Regions from separate parts of the Homo sapiens genome. Here region 2 is linked to region 1. A link is an interaction called in ENCODE POLR2A ChIA-PET data of the cell type or tissue named here. Cell type or tissue: Panc1. All regions are shown on one strand. Links, peaks and the distances in the headings refer to the core of each region. The heading gives the core; the rest is flanking DNA. Region 1 overlaps ATPAF2 (ATP synthase mitochondrial F1 complex assembly factor 2). Region 2 holds the start of SMCR5 (Smith-Magenis syndrome chromosome region, candidate 5).

The links. Peaks named below come from ENCODE experiments on the same cell type or tissue, not always from the same donor. Only the 100,000 strongest peaks of a DNase experiment are listed, where the experiment ranks them.
Region 2: POLR2A ChIA-PET joins it to region 1 with 21 read pairs; 3 of 35 experiments call an interaction of 5 or more read pairs at or near these places.

Annotation. Positions count from the first base shown.
Region 1 is chr17:18,023,288-18,032,866 of GRCh38, reverse strand. ATPAF2 (ATP synthase mitochondrial F1 complex assembly factor 2) reads left to right here. Exons shown (of 8, transcript NM_145691.4): 2 at 4,208-4,252; 3 at 4,490-4,635; 4 at 6,451-6,548; 5 at 8,163-8,243. Among named protein-coding and RNA genes, the nearest start is that of ATPAF2, 11 kb to the left of the region's middle. In Panc1, for the core only: no CTCF peak of the experiment used is centred there; no DNase peak of the experiment used is centred there.
Region 2 is chr17:17,774,175-17,783,753 of GRCh38, reverse strand. All of the region lies in intron 2 of RAI1 (retinoic acid induced 1), which reads right to left. It overlaps SMCR5 (Smith-Magenis syndrome chromosome region, candidate 5), which reads left to right and starts at 4,225. Exons shown (of 1, transcript NR_024007.1): 1 at 4,225-7,068. LOC124903942 (a long non-coding RNA gene) reads left to right here and starts at 210. Exons shown (of 2, transcript XR_007065649.1): 1 at 210-301; 2 at 7,584-8,211. RefSeq lists silencers at 1-122, 453-652, 773-1,022 and enhancers at 694-1,194, 2,330-3,219, 4,109-4,998. In Panc1, for the core only: a CTCF peak has its summit at 2,568; no DNase peak of the experiment used is centred there; H3K4me3 peaks cover 1,003 bases; H3K27ac peaks cover 1,226 bases.

The sequences.
Region 1 (9,579 bases), core at 1,922-6,921:
CCCTGCTCTGCCAAAAAAAAAAAAAAAAAATTGAATCAATCAGAAAGTTTGGTACCTCCTGCCTCACCTTCAAGTTGCAATTTAATTCTGACTAATCGTTCCACGTGCCTGCCCCATCACAGAAGTCACCTTATTGTTTGCCTGGTTTAGTGTCTGTATTCCTACTAGACAGTAAATGGCTGGAGAGTGCAGAGATGAGCTTTGCACATGTCCCATCCCCAGGACTTGTATGTCCTGGAACATGATCAGTACTCACCAAAGCTTGTTCCAAGACACGTTTGCCCCTCCAAGTGTCAGTGGGTCATTCAGGAGAGCCCCTGGCTAAAACACATCTATGTGCACCTGCCTTCTAATCTGAGGCCTGGCGGCCCCTGGGCTTCTTTTGCCCTTCTGCCGTCTCATTTTCTGCATGGTTTTCTTCTGCTTGGAGAAATTTTTGGTGGCTTCTTCCCTGCCCTCCATCTATCCCACTCCCATCTAGTTTTTTCTTATTCAGTTACAGAAGTGAGCCTGGCCAACAAAACAGAAAAAAGACTTCCCTCTTGGGAAACCTGGCTGTCCCAGGAGCTTTTGAAGGTTCAGCCCTGTGCTGGCAGTTCCTGCCTTGAGTCTGTTCGTCTGCCCCAGGTCTCTTGGGTTCACTTCCCAGACCGGGCCTGGAAGTATGCTAGAGTGCTCACTCTTGTACATTTGTACACTCTGCTGGCTCTTCCTGCTGACATGGGAAGACCCTTTCCCCAGTGTTGAGTCAGAGCTTTCAGAGCCCTTCCCAACTTCCTGCCTGGCCTGGCTTTTATACATGCAGCCCAGCCTGTTGCATTGGAAAACACAAAGGACATGGTCTACCTCACTCCAGACCTGAGAGAGGAAAGGAGGCCTCCAGACCCATGTCTAGCCTGCCATTTGGATATGACCAGGACAGCATGTAGAGAAATTTAAAAGCAGTAGGGTGCTGTAAACTTCTAATTTTAGTGTCAAACGTATGAGATAATCAGTGTTGTGATTTCAGATGAAGGTGCCATAGTAAGACAACATCATCTTGGTGGACAGATCTGATCCTAAAAAAACACTTTATTTTCTTTTTTTTGAGATGGAGTCTTGCTTTGTCACCCAGGCTGGAGTGCAGTGGTGCGATCTCAGCTCACTGCAAGCTCCACCTCCCGGGTTCACGCCATTCTCCTGCCTCAGCCTCCCAAGTAGCTGGGACTACAGGCGCCCGCCACCACGCCCGGCTAATTTTTTGTATTTTTAGTAGAGATGGGGTTTCACTGTGTTAGCCAGGATGGTCTCAATCTCCTGACCTCGTGATCCGCCCGCCTCAGCCCCCCAAAGTGCTGGGATTACAGGCGTGACCACCGCGCCTGGCCTAAAAAAACACTTTAAACTCTGTCTATTTTATTCACTCTTGTATCCCAAGTGCCAAGACACATGGTAGACACACACATATTTTTGTGGGAAAACAATTTGGGCCTTAGTTTAGTAAGTGCAAATGTGGAATGCAATTTTGGGCCCTCTGTCTGTAAGTATTAGTGATAGCAAATGAGATTTATAGAAAACTGATATGATGGGAAAACATAAAAATATTTGGAGTAGGCTGGGCGCAGTGGCTCACGCCTGTAATCCCAGCACTTTGGGAGGCTGAGGTGGGCGGATCACGAGGTCAGGAGATCGAGACCATCCTGGCTAACATGGTGAAACCCCGCCTCTACTAAACAAAATGCAAAAAATTAGCCAGGCGTGGTGGCAGGCACCTGTAGTCCCAGGTACTCGGGAGGCTGAGGCAGGAGAATGGTGTGAACCGAGGAGGCAGAACTTGCAGTGAACCGAGATCGCGCCACTGCACTACAGCCTGGGCGACAAAGTGAGACTCCATCTCAAAAAAAAAAAAAAAAAAGGCCAGGCGCGGTGGCTCACGCCTGCAATCCCAGCACTTTGGGAGGCCAAGGCAGGTGGATCACGAGGTCAGGAGATCAAGACCATCCTGGCTAACACGGTGAAACCCCGTCTCTACTAAAAAAAAAAAAAAAAAAAAAAAAGCCAGGCGTGGTGGCGGCGCCTGTAGTCGCAGCTACTCAGGAGGCTGAGGCAGGAGAATGGCGTGAACCTGGGAGGTGGAGCTTGCAGTGAGCTGAGATCGCGCTACTGCACTCCAGCGTGGGCAACAGAGTGAGACTCCATCTCAAAAAAAAAAAAAAAAGAAAAAGAAAAAAAATATTTGGAGTAAAACCAGTTGCCCACTTCTCCATTACCCTTCCCTGTCCATGCACACATACTAATTTCTCCTGAATTTTCATGGTCTATTTGAATTAATGAAATTTTAACTTAAGCTTGTTTTTTTTTTTTTTTTTTTTTTCCCCAAGAGACAGGGTCTTGTTCTGTTGCCCAGGCTGGAGTGCAGTGGTGCCATCACAGCTCACCTGAAGCCTCAGCCTCCTGGGCTCAAGCAATCTTCCTGCTTCAGCCTTCCTAGTAGCTGGGGACTACAGGCATGTGCCACCATGCCTAGCTAATTTTTAATTTTTCTTTTTTTTTTTTTTTTTTTTTTTGAGATGGAGTCTTGCTCTGCCACCCAGGCTGGAGTGCAGTGGCGTGATCTCAGCTCACTGCAGCCTCTGCCTCCCGGGTTCAAGCGATTCTCCTGCCTCAGCCTCCCGAGTAGCTGGGACTACAGGCATGTGCCACCACACCTGGCTAATTTTTGTATTTTTAGTAGAGATGGGGTTTCACCACATTGACCAGGCTGGTCTCGAACTCCTGACCTCAGGTGATCCACCCGCCTCCGCCTCCCAAAGTGCTGGGATTACAGGCGTGAGCCACTGCGCCCGGCCTCATTTTTGTATTTTTTGTAGAGATGGGGTCTCATGTTGCCCAGCTTGGGTCTTGAACTCCTGGCCTCAAGCAGTCTTCCCACCTTGGCCTCCCAAAGTGCTAGGATTATAGGCATGAGCCACTGCGACCAGCCTTTTTTTTTTTTTTTTTTTTTTTTTAGCGTTAAAGGCAAACTATTTGGCCGGGCATGGTGGCTCACGGGTTGGATCACTTGAGGTCAGGAGTTCGAGACCAACCTGGCTGGCATGGCAAAACTCTGCCTCTACTAAAAATTCAAAAATTAGCCTGGTGTGTTGGCGCATGCCTGTAATCCCAGCTACTCAGGGGACTGAGGCAGGAGAGTCGCTTGAACCCAGGAGGTGGAGGTTTCAGTGAGCTGAGATTGCACCACTACACTCCAGCCTGGGCAAGAGAGTGAGACGCCATTTCAAAAAAAAAATAATAATAAAATAAATAAATAAAGCAAATGATTTACTCTTTTTTCTTCCACATGCTGCATCATTATTTCCAATAAATAACTTCAGTTAGGGTCTCCAAAGACTTTGAGAACTCAGTGAACACATGAACGAGTGAACAAACGAATGAATGAATGAAAGTTTTGTGTTTGTCACAGATGTGAGAGACTGAGTTATAGCTTATAGCTTCCAAAATGTGACTTCTTTGTTATCAGTTGAGGGAATCTGCATAATTCCTTAGAAGTGCTCTTGGTTGTTAATCCCTCCAGGGTAAAAGAAGGAGACTGTTTCATGTAAGATTTTATTCAAGTTATTTTCAAAAGAAAACAAAGGACATAGATTTTCCCATTCTTGAAGGAAATGTTTGGAGTTCCTGTTGGATACACAAGCAAGCTGGTTAATTAGGTTAATTAATTGGAGAGAGGGGATGGGAAATGCCCTTGGGAGCTCTGTATCCTGCCGATGTATCACACACGCACACCCTGCGCACGCACACTGGCTTTCCACTCACTCCTTAGAGGCATCAGAGTCTTGCCTGAAATGGGTCTCTAGCTTTGTCCCACTCAGACACCGACTTTAGGTTTGAACTCGTTGTGCTGGCATGAGGTGGCACTGGTGGTGGGGAGGGTGGGAGAGCATGCCGAGATGCTCCTGATCAGACTTGTCCCCAGGCTGCGGGGCTGGCAGAGGTATGACCAGCATGTTCTGTTCCTCCCTTCTCCCTGGAGATCAGATGTTCCCTTCCCCCAGCTTTAATCAGAAGCGGTTGATTATACCGTGTTGAGTAGGGCAGACCTTGAATGGGGATATGAAAATCAAGCCAATCAATCAACATTAGCAGTAATGATACAAGCTGGTCCTGTCGCTTCCTGAGTTGTCTCAACGTTATTTTAAACTGCCTCTTTGAAAAATCTTTCTTACAGAAAGGAAGAGGTTTTATCAGAATGTCAGCATCACACAGGGTGAAGGTGAGTGTCTGAAATTTTGACTGCCTCTTTTTTTTTTTTTTTTTGTGAATGGTTGGGAACATTTTTCATCTTCAGCTGGTTTCATGGTGCGATTATCCTTCCTGCTTTTTGTGAGATATATTTCTGTAAGGGACTCAGAGTTGGCTTTGTCTGCACCAATTCAAGTGGCTAAATATAGGAATGGTCACTTGATTCCACTTAACAAATCCCTGAGAGTTTTTCATTTGATCTTTCAAGGTGGCTTTGAGATAAACCTGGACCACAGGAAGCTGAAAACTCCCCAAGCCAAGCTCTTTACCGTCCCCAGCGAGGCCCTGGCCATTGCAGTGGCTACTGAGTGGGATTCCCAGCAGGATACCATCAAGTACTACACCATGCACCTGGTAACAAGTTCACAGTGTGAACCTGGACCCTGAGACCCACCCAGGGCTTCGTAGGGTAGACCCTTTACCAAATTCCGACAAGGCCCTGGGGGCTGGTCCTTTGCCTGTCTGGCCCCCAGGGATTCACCTCCTCTCAAGTCACTAACGTGCTAAACTCTTTCCTTGTCTGGCCCGGCTACTTGCAGCTCTCTCTCCTAGGAACACTGTGCTGGATGGCTGGTTTCTCCTTTGGTTTCAGGACAGATGTCACCTTCATTGACTGCCCAGCTCTCTTATTTTCTATGACAGCAGCTGGCCATTTGTTTTGTCAGCACTTAGGCAATTTATAATTGTTTTATGTTTGCACATTTATTGTCTGTCTCTTCCACTGCCTGGTAAGCAACAGAAGGGCAGGAGCCATGTCTGTTTTACTCATCAGTGTCTGGACAGCCACTAGCAGGTAATTTAGTTGGTACTCAGTAAATATTAGTTGAATATAAGATCCACTGGAGGCAGATGGGTGAGGTGAGGAAGACTCCCTATAGAACCAGCCCCCTCGTCCACACCAAAGTGGCTCGCCTAGGCACCAAGGCTGCCTGGGGAAGGAAGGGCCCAGCTACACTCTTAGGTCCAGCCTCTGCAGCTTCTAAACTGTAACCTTGGGCAGGTTGCTACCCCTTTCGCAGCCCCATATTCCCCACCGATTAAAGATGAGTGATAATAGTACCCACCTCACGGAGCTGTGGTCAGGATGAGATGAGATGATGCAAGAAAGCCCTTGGCATGGTCCCCAGCACTGACTGGGCACTCAGTCAATACAGGAGTCAGCTGCTATCATCCCAGCCGCTGCTGTGCTCAACCTTTGCAAACCCAGGTGGGCCTCCTCCCAACATCACAGCCTGCTGAGGTGGTTGGCCTGGTCCTTGACAACCTAGTGAAATTAGGGTGATTAGGGCTACAAACGAATAGGGTAACCTAAGCAGCCTATTATTGACAAGGTAAGTCTGGAAAAAAAAAGATCTTTTTTTTTTTTTTAAACAGTCTAACTCTGTTGCCCAGGCTGCAGTGCAATGGCATAATCTCGGCTCACTGCAACCTCTGCCTCCTGGGTTCAAGCGATTCTCCCGTCTCAGCCTCCCAAGCAGCTGGGATTACAGACGTCCACCACCATGCCAGGCTAATTTTTGTATTTTTAGTAGAGATGGGGTTTTACCATGTTGGCCAGGCTGGTCTTGAACTCCTGACCTCAGGTGATCTGCCCACCTCAGCCTCCCAAAGTGCTGAGATTACAGGCGTGAGCCACCACACTTGGCCGAAAAAAATAATCTTGATCCCGATTTGCATGGGCTATTTCCCTACTTTCTAAGGTGTAAGGGAGGCAGCTGGTAAAGGTTTCCAGTCAGATTTGAGCTCCATCACTAATACATGTCTTATTAACTGTATTTGACAATGTACTTAACCTGTCTGGGCCTCAGTTTTCACATCCCAGATGGACATAATAATAGTACCTACTCCAAAAGGTTGTTGTGAGGATTAAATTAAATACACTAGAGCCTGGTAATAAAAGGCATGTGACCATGGGGGAGGTTCACTAATCCTGGGGCTGCTGCAAGCTTCCCTCGAGTCCTGTGAGCGTCAACACAAAGCATTTGGCATGGAGCCTGGTTGTGGCACACTCTCAGTAGCTGTGCTGCTGCTCCGGTAATGCAGACGCCTCTGGTGGAGGGCTGTGCTGTGGTGCTGTCTGCTATGTGTCAGATGTGGTGTCCTCAGGAAAGCAGGGCTTTTGCCTGAGCCCCGCAGGCAGTGACAGGGTGGTTTTTGCCTTTGATTCAGACCACATTGTGCAACACATCATTGGACAACCCAACCCAGAGAAACAAGGATCAGCTGATCCGGGCAGCCGTGAAGTTTCTGGACACCGACACCATCTGGTAATGGACATTTAGATGGGCATTCCCCTTGGATTGAGGCTATTTTTCCTGATTTGCCCAGATGGTTATCAGTGGAAGAAGAAACCCTCTCCATTTATTGCAAGGACAAGGAAGGTGGCCCACTTGACTTTGGCACTTGGCTGCTCTGTAGCCCCTTAGGAGGAGGACTCCTCGGGCTACAATGGTGTCAGAACATGGCCACCCCTCTTCTCTAGCCCAGAAGCTGCTCCTTAGGCTGGGAGGGTGGTTATGCAGCTCTTGCAGGTGCCGTGACCACAGGCCCCTTAGGCCTAGGGGGGCCTGTGACCTTAAACTTCTGCCCACCGACACTTTCTCAGGTAAAGCATCCTTGGCACTATGGATGCTGATAACTAGGAGTGTCCTTCTCCAGTTCTGAATTCTCCTCTGTGTCTATGTTTCTTGGCTAATTGTTCAGTGATGCCAAAGGAAAGTTGAGAAACAATGGAAATGATTGAGCAGCACCGTGCCTGCTAGCCCAAGTGCTCTAGGATCCTGAGTCATCTCACGATGACACAGGAAGTCAGCACTGATGGCTGGAGGCGTGCTTTCGAAGGGGGTGACCCATAGCTAGTGGGAACGCCCACTCCATTTATATTAGGGTTCACTTGATTGCAGGGAGCAGAAACCCATTCAACCTAGCTCAGACAAAAAGGGGATTCTTGAAAACTATACAGGGATCCTGACAGGAAATGAAGGACAGTTGGGTCACCAGGAAAGGTAGCTGGAAGATCCAATGTCAGAGCTCCTCCCTGTGCCCTACTAGGGTGAGAGGAAGGTGAGGGAGGAAAGGCTGGTTGTCCATCTGCCCCTCCCAGCACCCCAGCTTTTCCTGCATAACTCATGACCTCTCTTCCCCACTTTGCTTACACAAGACAGTGGATTTCCATAGTGCCCACTTGGATTCCCATCCCATGAGGCCCTGCAGCTCAGCTCCTCTCAACTGGCTCATGTCTGTGTCTCTTGGTCAAACAAATGGCACAGCCTGACCTCTAGCTTGGTCCCATCAGGTCTGGCATCTGTGCCAGCAGCTGCATCTGTAGCCAGGAGGTGGGTGGACTTATGAGGTATAAACAGGCTATTTGGTCTGTGACCAGGGGCACAGTCTCTTGGAGGGGGTGAGGGTAGAGATGCAAAGACTGAGCATCTGGCACAGCATTCCCATTCAGCATCTGGGTCAAGCGGGTGTGGACCCAGGGTTGCAGTTAGTAGATTGGATCTGCTTTAGGATGGCAGTAACAGTGTGGCAAGCTTGGACCTGTCAAATATTTGGGGGCATTTAGGGTAGTGGTTCTCAAACTCAAGCTTACACTAGAATCCCCTAGAGGGCTTGTTAAAACAGATTGCTGGGCCCCCCTCCAGAGGTTCTGATTTCTGTAGGCATGCAACCTGAGAATGTGTATTTCTAACAAGTTCCCAGGCGATGCTGGTGCCAGGGCCACACTTTGAGAACCACTGCTTTAGGGGAAAAGACTTGTGGGGCTGGGATGGTGGTGGTGAAGTTTTTGCTGTTGTCCTTTGTGTTTTTCCTTTTCTATCACTGAATGAAGGAATTGTACTTTTTTATTAATGAAGGTTATTTTTACAATGAATTAGCTACAGGGTGGAGGAGCCCGAGACATTAGTGGAACTTCAAAGGAATGAGTGGGATCCAATCATCGAATGGGCTGAGAAAAGGTAAGATGTACAGCCCTGCAGAAAGCACTGACTGGGCACCTGCGTTTGGTGGAGTGTAGGGGTCAGGGGGTCACGCTGGAAAACTAGTGCCCTTAGCTAGTCAGCTTTCTGATTTCAGAGCACTCGTGGGATTTGGCTCCCCTCATATGATCAGGGATAGGGTCATCCTGGGAAAAAAGCACCTCAAATTTAATTTCAGCCACTAGGTACAGCACACCTGCTGTAGCGGTTCATGAAGTGTAGGGGCAGCTCTGTGTCCTTGGAGAAGCAGTGGAGTTCCCAGGCCACCTTCTGCCAGCGGGTCAGAGCAGCAGTGTCGGTTTGAATCCCAGCTCTGCTGAAGACTCAGCTGTGTGACTTGGCTAATGAGTTGATCTCTCTGAGCTTCAATTTTCTTGTCTATAAATGGGGCTAATAATCCCTACCTCTCAGGGTTTGAGGAGGAATAAATGAATTGATGCATGTAAAGGCTTAGCATCCTGCTTATTAGCACACAGTAAATGTTCAAATTTTGGCAGTGATTTTAATCTTTGTCACAATTGCTGTACTATTAAATAAAATAACAGAACAACATATACGATATGTATGCACTTGGAGAAAAGTCTGGATAGCTTCCTGCAAAATTACGGGTAACATCCAATGGATATGTAGCTTCCAGGAATTGATATGAAATATTTTTCTTTAATAGGAAGACTCTTGAGTGCAAAGTTGAATGGATTATTGATGTGGTGGCAAAATAAATTCAATTTCATTTGATCCCAAGGGAAATTTGGAAGGGCTGGCTTTCATGGTACTACCTTGACTGTGGTATTTTCTAAGCTTGCAAGGCACATTTCTTGGTATAGCAGTTTTCCACAAAAGTGATGTTACCAATCAGTTCACTGATTTGCCACATGCTGCCCGATGCTCACAATGTGGCAGGTGTCCTTGGGTCTTAAAAGAGAAGGCAAAGGCAGTGCTCTAAAGACCAGACTACAATACTATGTGGGAATGTGACAAAACAGTGTCATTTCAGAATCTAATGAAATGTAATAATAATTTAGGTGCCTAGAGATCTTTGCTATAGTATAAAATCATCAGATTCTTGTGGCAGGAAATACCTCATCCTTAAGAGTTTATAGAAAAACTTAGCCATTTCTTACAGTCCATTTGTACTATTAGGAATTTCAGCAAGGATTTTTTATTTTTTCTTTCTTGAGATGGAGTCTCGCTCTGTCGCCCAGGCTGGAGTGCAGTGATGCGATCTTGGCTCACTGTAACCTCCACCTCTTGGGTTTAAACGATTCTCGTGCCTCAGCCTCTCAAGTAGCTGGGATTACAGGCGCCCACCACGCCC
Region 2 (9,579 bases), core at 1,767-6,766, 250 kb after region 1:
GGTGGAGGGGGGTCACCGGGCGCCCCGGCCAGGACCAGATCCGGGGCGGGGGCGAGGAGCCCCACGCGAGGCGCTGGACTGCGGCAGCGAGTGCGGGCGCGCGCCCCAGCGCGAGCAGGGTTAACGCGGCGCCTGGAGTCCTGCAGCCCGGCTGGGGCAGAGGGGGACGGGGAGCAGCGCAGGGTGTGTGGGGGTTGTTGCGGCCTCTCCGCCCCTCTGCAACAGATGTTTCAGCCGTGTAAGACAAAGGCAGAGCGCCTGCTGCTGCCGGAGAAAATCCGCAGGACTCCCTCAGGGGCAGGTAAAATTTCACCTTCTATTTGTGTTCCCCCGCCCGCCCCCGCCTTGTTTCCCGGCCTCTGCGCCAATCCGGAAAGCGCACCAAAGACGCCGCGCCGCCGCCTCCGCAGCCCAGCCCGCTGACCCCAGCAAGGTCACGGCAACCTCGGGCTCTGCCGGCAGCGCGCCCGCCAGTTCTCCGCCGGCGAAGGGCGCCCCCCCGTCCCCGCGCCCAGTCCCCTCCCGGGGCGGGCCCGGTCCTCGGTGCCCCGGTCCCCCGGTCCCCGGTCGCTGCAGGCGCCAGGAGAGAGGAAGGGGGCGCTGCACTCGCCATGAGGCGGAGGCGGCCCTGGACGTCCCCGCCTCCCTCTCGCCTGCGCGGGGACCGCGGGGGGCTGCCACCAGCCCCCATCATTCATCTCCCTGATTCTCCCGTAGCCGCCCTCGAAGTCAGCCGAGTGAAGCAGCTGTTCCTTGCACACTCCACTTGACCAAAGATGATGATAAATGAGGCCGGGGCTGCCGCGGGGACGCGGCGGCGGCAAGGGGCGCGCAGGGCGGGGCGTACGGCCTCCGCAGCTCCCTCCCCACGCCTCGGTAAGGGCGAGGACGCGAAGGACAGAGGCCGAGAGCAAAATCTAAGGCCCGTGCTGCCCTCTTGGCGCCCTGAGCAGCCTCGACGGCCGGCGGTGTGGAGAAACCTGACGGAGAGGTGCGCCCGGCTCGCCGGGCCCCAGGCCGAGACCTCTTCCTCCAGGCCGCGGCACAGCCCCGCCCCCGCCCTTCCCCCTCCCTCCCTATCCCTTCTTCTAATGCTTCGGTCCCCACTGGGTCCTCGTCGCCCCCCCAACCCCCCGCCCCCGTGGCTCAAACCTATTAACGCTCGTAAATAATGAATAATGGAGCGCTTCCCTCCAGCCGCGCAAGGCTGCGGGCGGGGGGCCACTGCCAGATGCGCCCGGTCCTGGGGAGGGGGCACCCACCGACCGGGTGCAGAGGGGGCCCGGGCGCGCGGCCCCGCACACGTGCAACCGCGGCGCGCAGGCGGGCACCCCGCCCGGCGGAGGAGGGGGAATCCCGCTCTGCCCTCCCCAACGCCACCTCCCCTGGAGTCCTCTGGCACCGAACGAGGCGAGAGAGCGCGCGCGAGCTTCCCAGCCGGAGAGGGTTATTTTTAACCTGCCCCCCTTTCTATATCTGCCTCTCGGGTTTGCGCGCCCGCCCGCCCGCTCCACCAGCCGAGGACGCGGGCTCCTCACCTCGCTCGGCGGCTCCGGACTCTGAGCGCCTCCCCTGGCCCGCGGCCCCCGCCCCTGCGCGGGCATCGCACGGCTAAATCTCAGCCTGGAAAAGACCGATTAGGAGCCGCGTGCCTTTCTGCGAAATATTGGAACCGGGTGGGATGGGGGCGGGGAGCCCGGCGCTGTCGTCCCTTCGCCTCCCTCTCTCCCTCCCACCCCGCGCGCAGAGTGGCTGCGAGAGGCGGCTCCTGCTCTCCCCCCGCAAAAAGGGGGCGGCCGGCCCGGGGCCCCGAGCCCTCCGTTGGTTTTCGGCCTTCCCTCCTCAACGCCCACCCTTCTTCGGTCATTTACGAAGCTGGGGCTTCTAACACGCAGACCCTCCGGCAGCGGTGGCGCCAAGTGGGGCGCTGCCCCCGCCCCCCATTTCCAGTTCCCTCCCTAAGCCGCTCTAAACAAACACACCATTTAAACAGCAGCGGGCTGGCCGTACCAACAACTTTGAGGCAGACCCCACCCGTGCCTGCGACCGCGCCAGGGGACTGGGAAAGTGCCAGGGGCGCACAGTGGGGACTCCCCGAAGGCAGTTTAGTGCTGCCGTCCCCTTTTCAGGCTCACCCTCCCTTAGACTCACCCAGACCCCTCCCTCCCAGCCCCTTCCCCTGCGGCCAAGCACCCCAGGCCAGCAGCTCAGACTACCCTCCGCCCCCAGTCAGGGAATGAGGCCGCAGGAAGTTCAAGTAGGCTCCCATTACTCTGCTCTCCAAAAGGCCACCCATGCAAACCCCAGCCTGTCCTTCCCCCAAGAGGTGGGGAGCAGCAGAGGAGCTGACTGAGCTCAGAGGCCCCCCTGGGGCTTTGACTGGATCTCTCCCTCACTTGACATTTTGCAGACTGCTCCGTGCCCAATCCTGGAGACCCACAGGCATAGGAACCCGTGAGCACCTCCCTCCTGAAGGAGGTGGGGTAAGACTCCCTGCTGCAGCACAGAGGACGGAAGGTTGGAGGAAGTGGTGGGCTGAGAAAGGAGCAGGGCATTCCAGCCGCCAGGAGCTGCCTAGCTTGGTGGCGGGGAAGAATACCGCCTATTTGGGAACCTGAGATGGAGTTCTCTCTGTGGTTTAGCTAGTCTGGAGGAGACAGGCCTCAAGGGCTGGGCCCCTTCCCCAAGAGGGCAGCCTCTGGTGGGGGGTGGAGATTCCAGCAGAGAGGTAAGAAGCCTGGCAGGTTCCTAGCTCCTGGGAGGGGAGGGGGTGAGGATGCCTGTGGAATACAGATTAAAGACAGCGCTGACTCTGAGTGCTGGGCCCGGGACACTCCTGGGCCTGCCCAGAAAGCAAGGCTGGCCCAGAAGGGGAGAGACAGGGACACAGCCTCCTAAGCAAATGCAGAGCCTAGCATTACAGAGTGGGGGTTCTCAAGGGGCTTCTCCCCCAGCCAGCTAGACACTGGGCATGGACTTCCCTCATATCTGGAAAGGTCTTGATAAGGCTCAGACTGCTGGAGCCGTGTAACTGCAGCACCCTCAAAGGCTGATGCCGTCTGACCCCCTCCTGTGTCCAAGGTGCCTCAATAGATTTTACTTCTCTCAAACTGCCCTTCTGGGAGGTGACATCACCTGTCATTTCACAGACATGCAAACTGAGCTCCAGAGAAGAGAAGGGGGTATTCCAAACTCCAGCCTCTGGGGGCCCTCCCTGGTCCCCCTGTCCTAGGCCCTGAGGGGTGGGACCTCAATCGGGGAGATGCCCGTGGGGCTTTGGTGAATACAGGATACAGGCACCCAGGGGTGAAAGACATGGGCGAGGAGGTCCTGGTTCCCCCTGAAAATTTCAGAAAACTGGTTTTCTTGGGAGAAAAAAAGGGTGGGTGGCCGGGTGCGATGCCTCACGCCTGTAATCCTAGCACTTTGGGAGGCCAAGGTGGGTGGATCACTTGAAGTCAGGAGTTTGAGACCAGCCTGGCAAACATGTTGAAACCCCGTCTCTACTAAAAATATAAAAATTAACTTGACATGGTAGCATGCGCCTGTAATTCCAGCTACTCGGGAGGCTGAGGCATGAGAATTGCTTGAACCTGGGAGGCGGAGGTTGCAGTGAGCCAAGATTGCGCCATTGCACTCCAGCCTGGGGACAAGAGTAAAACTCTTGTCTTAAAAAAAAGCCTGGGTGGAGTGGCTCACTCCTGTAATCCGAGCACTTTGGGAGGCCGAGGCAGGCGGATCATGAGGTCAGGAGATCGAGACCATCCTGGCTAACACGGTGAAACCCCGTCTCTACTAAAAATACAAAAAATTAGCCGGGCGAGGTGGCGGGTGCCTGCAGTCCCAGCTATGCAGGAGGCTGAGGCAGGAGAATGGCGTGAACCCCGGGGGGCGGAGCCTGCAGTGAGCCAAGATCGCGCCACTGCACTCCAGCCTGGGCAAGGGCGAGACTCCGTCTATTAAAAAAAAAAAAAAAAAAAAAGGGTGGGGAGGGGACTAGAGAGAAGTCCCAGGGCCTACCATCACTGATTTCCCGCTACCCACTTGGCCAGGCTACCTACTAAGGGTTTCCATGTGGGGATTTGGCTCCTGGGGCTGCAGAATTATGATAATGAGGCCTAAGTCCACATGGGTCTTGTTCCTTCATCTGTAGACCAAATACAAACCCTATGTAGCCATGTGCCACACTCTTCAACTGTGTGTAGCTACTGTTGTGCTGAAAAAAATTCACTCAGGGCCTAAGAGCTTTGGGCAGTTAAATCCCCCTCCCCGACAACAGACTAACAGGTCCCATTTTGATATCAAGGGCTGGGGTTTCAAGACAGGGAACTGTGGGGCCCACGCTGTCCTGGCCTCCCTGGAGGCCTGGCTGCTCTCATGCCAGGAAGGGAGCTTCCATTTACTACGGGCCTAGGATGGCCGCCCCGCTGCCCCCAGCGCTCCCTGGGTGGGTGCGGATCCTGGCCAGTCCCCCAGACACGCAGTCTGCTGACCAGAAGCAGCGACCTTCGGGGAGAGCCAGCCACCAGCCAGCCACTGCTCCAGAGGCAGGCCTGGGGCCACCCGGGAGGCTTTCCTCACCACGGAAAATATTTGCCTTTGGTTGTCGGCTGATGCCTTGTCTTGTGTCTGAATGGACAACTGGCTGATTTCTCTCTCTTTGGAACAGCCATGAAATGCGAAGGTGTTTAAGAGTAAAAACCAGGCGAGGGCAACTGGGCCTGGCGTCCAGCTGTTTTGAACAACACTCTTGTTTTTCTCCCAGAGTGAACAGAATACTTTCTGCGGTTCAGAATACTCTGTGCACTGGCCCCTCTTCCCAGGCCCCGCCCCAGCCCCCTCAGGCCTCACCTCCAGCTGCTGCAGACCATTCCAGAACTCCCTCCCTCTTGGCTTCTAGTCACTCAGCATCTGGGGGAGAGAGCCTCTTCCAGCTGTACATAGCTAGCTTGGCCTGGCCCCAGAACTGCTGTGTTCTGGAAAGTTGTAGGAGAATCCCTCTTGGCGGGCTCTCCAGCATGGAGAATCGCAGGCCTCTGCTCCGGAAAGGGAGGCTTTTGAGAGGTCAGATTCACCACAGCCAGACCAATGAACTGTGAGGGCTCATAGGGGCTGGGGCTCCGGTTTCAGGGGTGAGAGGAGCCACCATCTGCCCCCATGCCCACTCTGATTGTAAATGGCTAGACTCTGGTGCCGGGGTCAGCTCTGGATTCATATCCCAGCTCCTGCATATGTATATGCTGGGTGACCTTGGGCAGTTTACTTAACCTCTCTGTGCTTTGTGTGCCTAAGCTGCAAGATACTCTAAATTAAACAGCAAACTTTCAGTGCTGTTGTGGGACGAAATGGGATAATGTGCTTGGTAGCTGGCAGGGGCTCAATAAAAGGTAGCAACTTCCAGGGCCACCAGTTCATGGGGAGCCAGGTCCAAGTCTTGTACTTTCTATGCCTCCCAGGGAGCCACGTATGTCTGCGACAGAGCTGGGGAGGACATTCTGGGGCTGAGGGTTGAGGTCTGCCCATAGAGCAGCGGCCTGTACCTGCAGGCAGGTAGAGTATCATCCTGGCTGAGTCTCAGTGCTCCTCAAACATTAAAGTGTACATCCTGGTGAGACGCAGATTTTGATGCAGCGGGTCAGGTGGGACAGGGGTTCTGCAGCTGTAAGGAACTCCCAGGTCAAGCCAGTGTGGCAGGTCTGTGACCGCAGCTGGTACGGCAAGATCTCAGCCCTGGAAGACTCTGGGTTCTGCTGAGGCTGGGCTCAGAGAGAGAATACAAGTTTTGTCCTGTCCAAGGAGCACCCTCCAGGATTTCAGGACAAGGCTCTGGCTCTGTGTCCCCAAGCCCTCAGTCTCAGAGCTTGGGTCCTGCAGTGGCCTGGGCAACCCTCCGGACTCTCCATTCAGCATTTGTTCCTGACAGCAGTGCACGGATAAAGAGCAGTTTCATGCTGCTGAACTTGCAATCACTTCAAGGCCTGGGCCCCTCTGGGCCTCAGTTTCCCCACTGGCACAGTGGGAAGCTGGGATAAGCTAATCCCACCCTTTCCCCTTGGTAATTCCCCACATTGCTCTTCCCTTCCCTTCATCCCTTCCCAAAACACAGGTCTGAGGCCTGAGCATCCATCCTAGGGGCTGGGCCCCCATCCCCATGACTGCAGTCATGGGGTACAAGACTCATGCAGACTCGTAAGAACAGCCACTTCTGACCTGGGGCCTCGATGTTCCAGGCACTGTCCTAGGCATTTGCATCTACAAACTTCTCACCATAATCCAATCACCACTGTTTTACAGATGAGGAAACTGAGCCCCACGGGGTGAAGCCTATTGCCTGAGATCTTGCAGTTGGTAACGGGTGCAGGCTGGACTCAGGCCCCCACACATGCCCAGGCCCTTGAGTATTTGTAAGGGAAGCAGCTGTTTGGTTTTCTTGGCACAGAGCATCTGCCTAGCTGGTGAGGGCATGGGGAAAGAGGTGCCCAATCTAGTTGGGGATGGGAGGGTAAAATGGTACTACCTCTTTGGAGAGCTTTCTGGCAATATGGACCCAAATGCAAATTACATGTGCCCTCTAACCTGGGCCCGAAGTCATCTGCACAAGGCTACCAACTGCAATGTCCTTTGCAGCAGCAAAACACGGGATCCCCTAGCTGTCCATCCAAGGGGGATGAGGGAGATACATCTGGGAGGTTCTATTGGCTGAGTACTCAGAGAATGGAAGCACCACATGGATTAATTGGAGCAGTCTTCAAGTTGGTGAAAAAAAGTGCAGTGTAGAAAGTGTGTACAGGGCCGGGTGCAGTGGCTCACACTGTAATGCCAGCACTTTGGGAGGCTAAGGCAGGAGGATTGCTTGAGCATAGGAGTTTGAGACCAGCCTGGGTAACATGGGGAGATCCTACCTCTACAAGAAAAAAAATGAACTAGGCAGGTGAGGTGGTGTTTGCCTGCGGTCCCAGCTACTTGGGAAGCTGAGGTAGGAGGATTGCTTGAGCCCATGAAGTCAGGCTGCAGTGAGCTGTGACTGCACCACTGCACAGTCTGGGCGACAGAGCAAGACCCTCTCTCAAAAAAAAAAAAAAAAAAAAAAAAAAAGTGAGCCAGGCACGGTGGCTCATGCCTATAATCCCAGCACTTTGGGAGGCCAAGGTGGGATGATCACTTGAGGCCAGGATGGCCAACATGGTGGAACTCCATCTGTATAAAAATACAAAAATTAACTGGGCATGGTGATACACACCTGTAATCCCAGCTACTCAGGAGGCTGAGGCACAAGAATCGCTGGAACTCAGGAGGTGGAGGCTGCAGTAAGCTGAGATCGCGCCACTGGACTCCAGCCTGGGCAACAGAGTGAGACTTTGTCTCAAAAAAAAAAGTGTGTACAAAACATTTGTATAAAAAGGAAATTGCATTTGAATTTTTCTACCATGAGCATGTGATAACTCCTAAAAGATTTAAAAACTTCTATGAATGGCTAGGCAAGGTGACTGAAAAAATAACCTGGTTTCAGGCTCAAATCTGGCACTGCCACTTTCCAGCTGTTTGACTCTAGGCTGGTGGGTTGACCTCAGTTTCCCCCTCAGTAGGATGGGACAAGACCCAGCTGCCAAGAGGAGTCAGCTCCCCTGCGTCCTGCAATGCGCAAGATAGGGATCAGCCTCCCATTTTACGGATGAGGAAACAGCCCCCAAGAGGGGAAGGAGAACCAAACCTGAATTCCTGTACAGGCTGCGTCCTCCTCAGTGGGTACACAGCTTTGGGGGACGCAGCAGCCAGGACTGGCTCAAGCGCTAAGCTGTGTGGGGACCTGCTGCTGCCAGGGCCAGGTATGACTGACCCTTGAACAACACAGTCTACTTATATGTGGATGTTTTTCTCAGAATCAATGAAAATTAGATGTGATTAGCATACTCAGCATCGGAATAACTGAGCCAAGATCCCAAGATAGTTTTTTCAAAAGGTTACACCGAGTGTGCCTGCCTCTCCTGCCTCCCCCTCCACCACCCGAGACAGCAAGACCCTCCCTTTCTCCTGGCCCCAGTCTACTCAATACAAAGACGGCGAGGATGAAGACCTTCACGATGATCCGCTTTTACTTCATGACTAGTAAATAGATTCGATTGTCTCCTCCTTAGGATTTTAATAACATTTTCTTTTCTTTAGTTTACTGTATTGTAAGACTACAGTAAATAATACATATAACATGCAAAATGTGTGTTAATTGACTGGGGAGTCGAAAGTTACACATGAGGCCAGGCATGGTGGCTCACACCTATAATTCCAGCACTTTGGGAGGTGGAGGCGGGCAGACTGCATGAGCCCAGGAGTTTGTGACTAGCCTGGGTGACATGATGAGACCCCATTTCTACTAAAAATACAAAAATTAGCTGGGCATGGTGATGCATGCCTGTAGTCTCAGCTACTTGGGAGGCTGAGCTGGGAGGATCACCTGAGCCTGGGAGGTCCAGGCTGCAGTGAGCAGAGATTGTGCCACCGCACTCCAACTCAGGCAATAGAGCAAGACCCTGTCTCAAAAAAAAAAAAAAAAAAAATTACACATGAATTTTCAGCTGTGTGGGGGTCAGCGTCCCTAACCCCCACATTGTTCAAGGGTCAGCTGCACACAAAGGCACTCCTGGTTTCATGTGTTACAATGTTTTCATTCTATTTCTACCTGCAATATGCTTTCCTTCAATCATCTGAACAAAGGAACACGTTATAAAATTTAAAACCAGAAGCTGGGCTGGGCTTTTCTGGGCCCCAAGACTCTGCCCTGAAGGCCTGATTGGTAGGGAGGCTCCCTGTCTAGGTCCAAATCCCCACCCAGACACTGCCTTGCTGTGGGGGCTTGGGCAGGCAACTCAAGTTCCCTGTGCCTCAGTTTCCTCATCTGCAAACAGGCACAAGATTATGCACCTCAGACGATGGTGCGCAGATGCCAGGAGACAACGTACATGCAGCTGCCAGACCAATGCTGGGCAGAGGAGGGCGCAACTAAGTTAGCTGTTACTTTTAAAAGGTAAATGTTTATATACTCTTTTATAACAGAGGGAAAGTTCAGGAAAATCCCTGACTGGTCCTTGCTGGCTGTGGAGGTGCGGCCGGGAAGACAGGAGCTCCTTGAAGTGACAGAAACCTGGCTCCAGCCCACAGCCTCAGGAACAGCTGGTCACTGCCCGGGTGGGCGGACACGCTGTCCTGGCACAGGGGCCTGGCGGGGCAGTGGCCAGAGCGGGGTCCGGCTGTCTGTGTTCCCTGGCTGGCATGTTGGGAGGAAAAGACTTGGCTGACGGGCCGGAGGCCCCTGCGGCCCCAGGCCCCTGAAAGGAAGGTTCAGAAAGGCCCCTGTGTTCCGGCCTGGTCCAGAGCTGGCTTTTTCCAGACCAGGGCCTCAGGAGTCTTTGGAAAGAACACCGAGTACCTGACGCCCACTGCTGACTCGCTGTGTGACCTCAGGTGAGTCACCCCAACTTGCTGGGCTTCCGCTTCCTCACCCATAAAATAGGGATAGTGATTAAATGCCCACCTTGCAGGGTTGAGCAAAGAACCCATGAGCAAAACAGATACAGAAATGCTTTG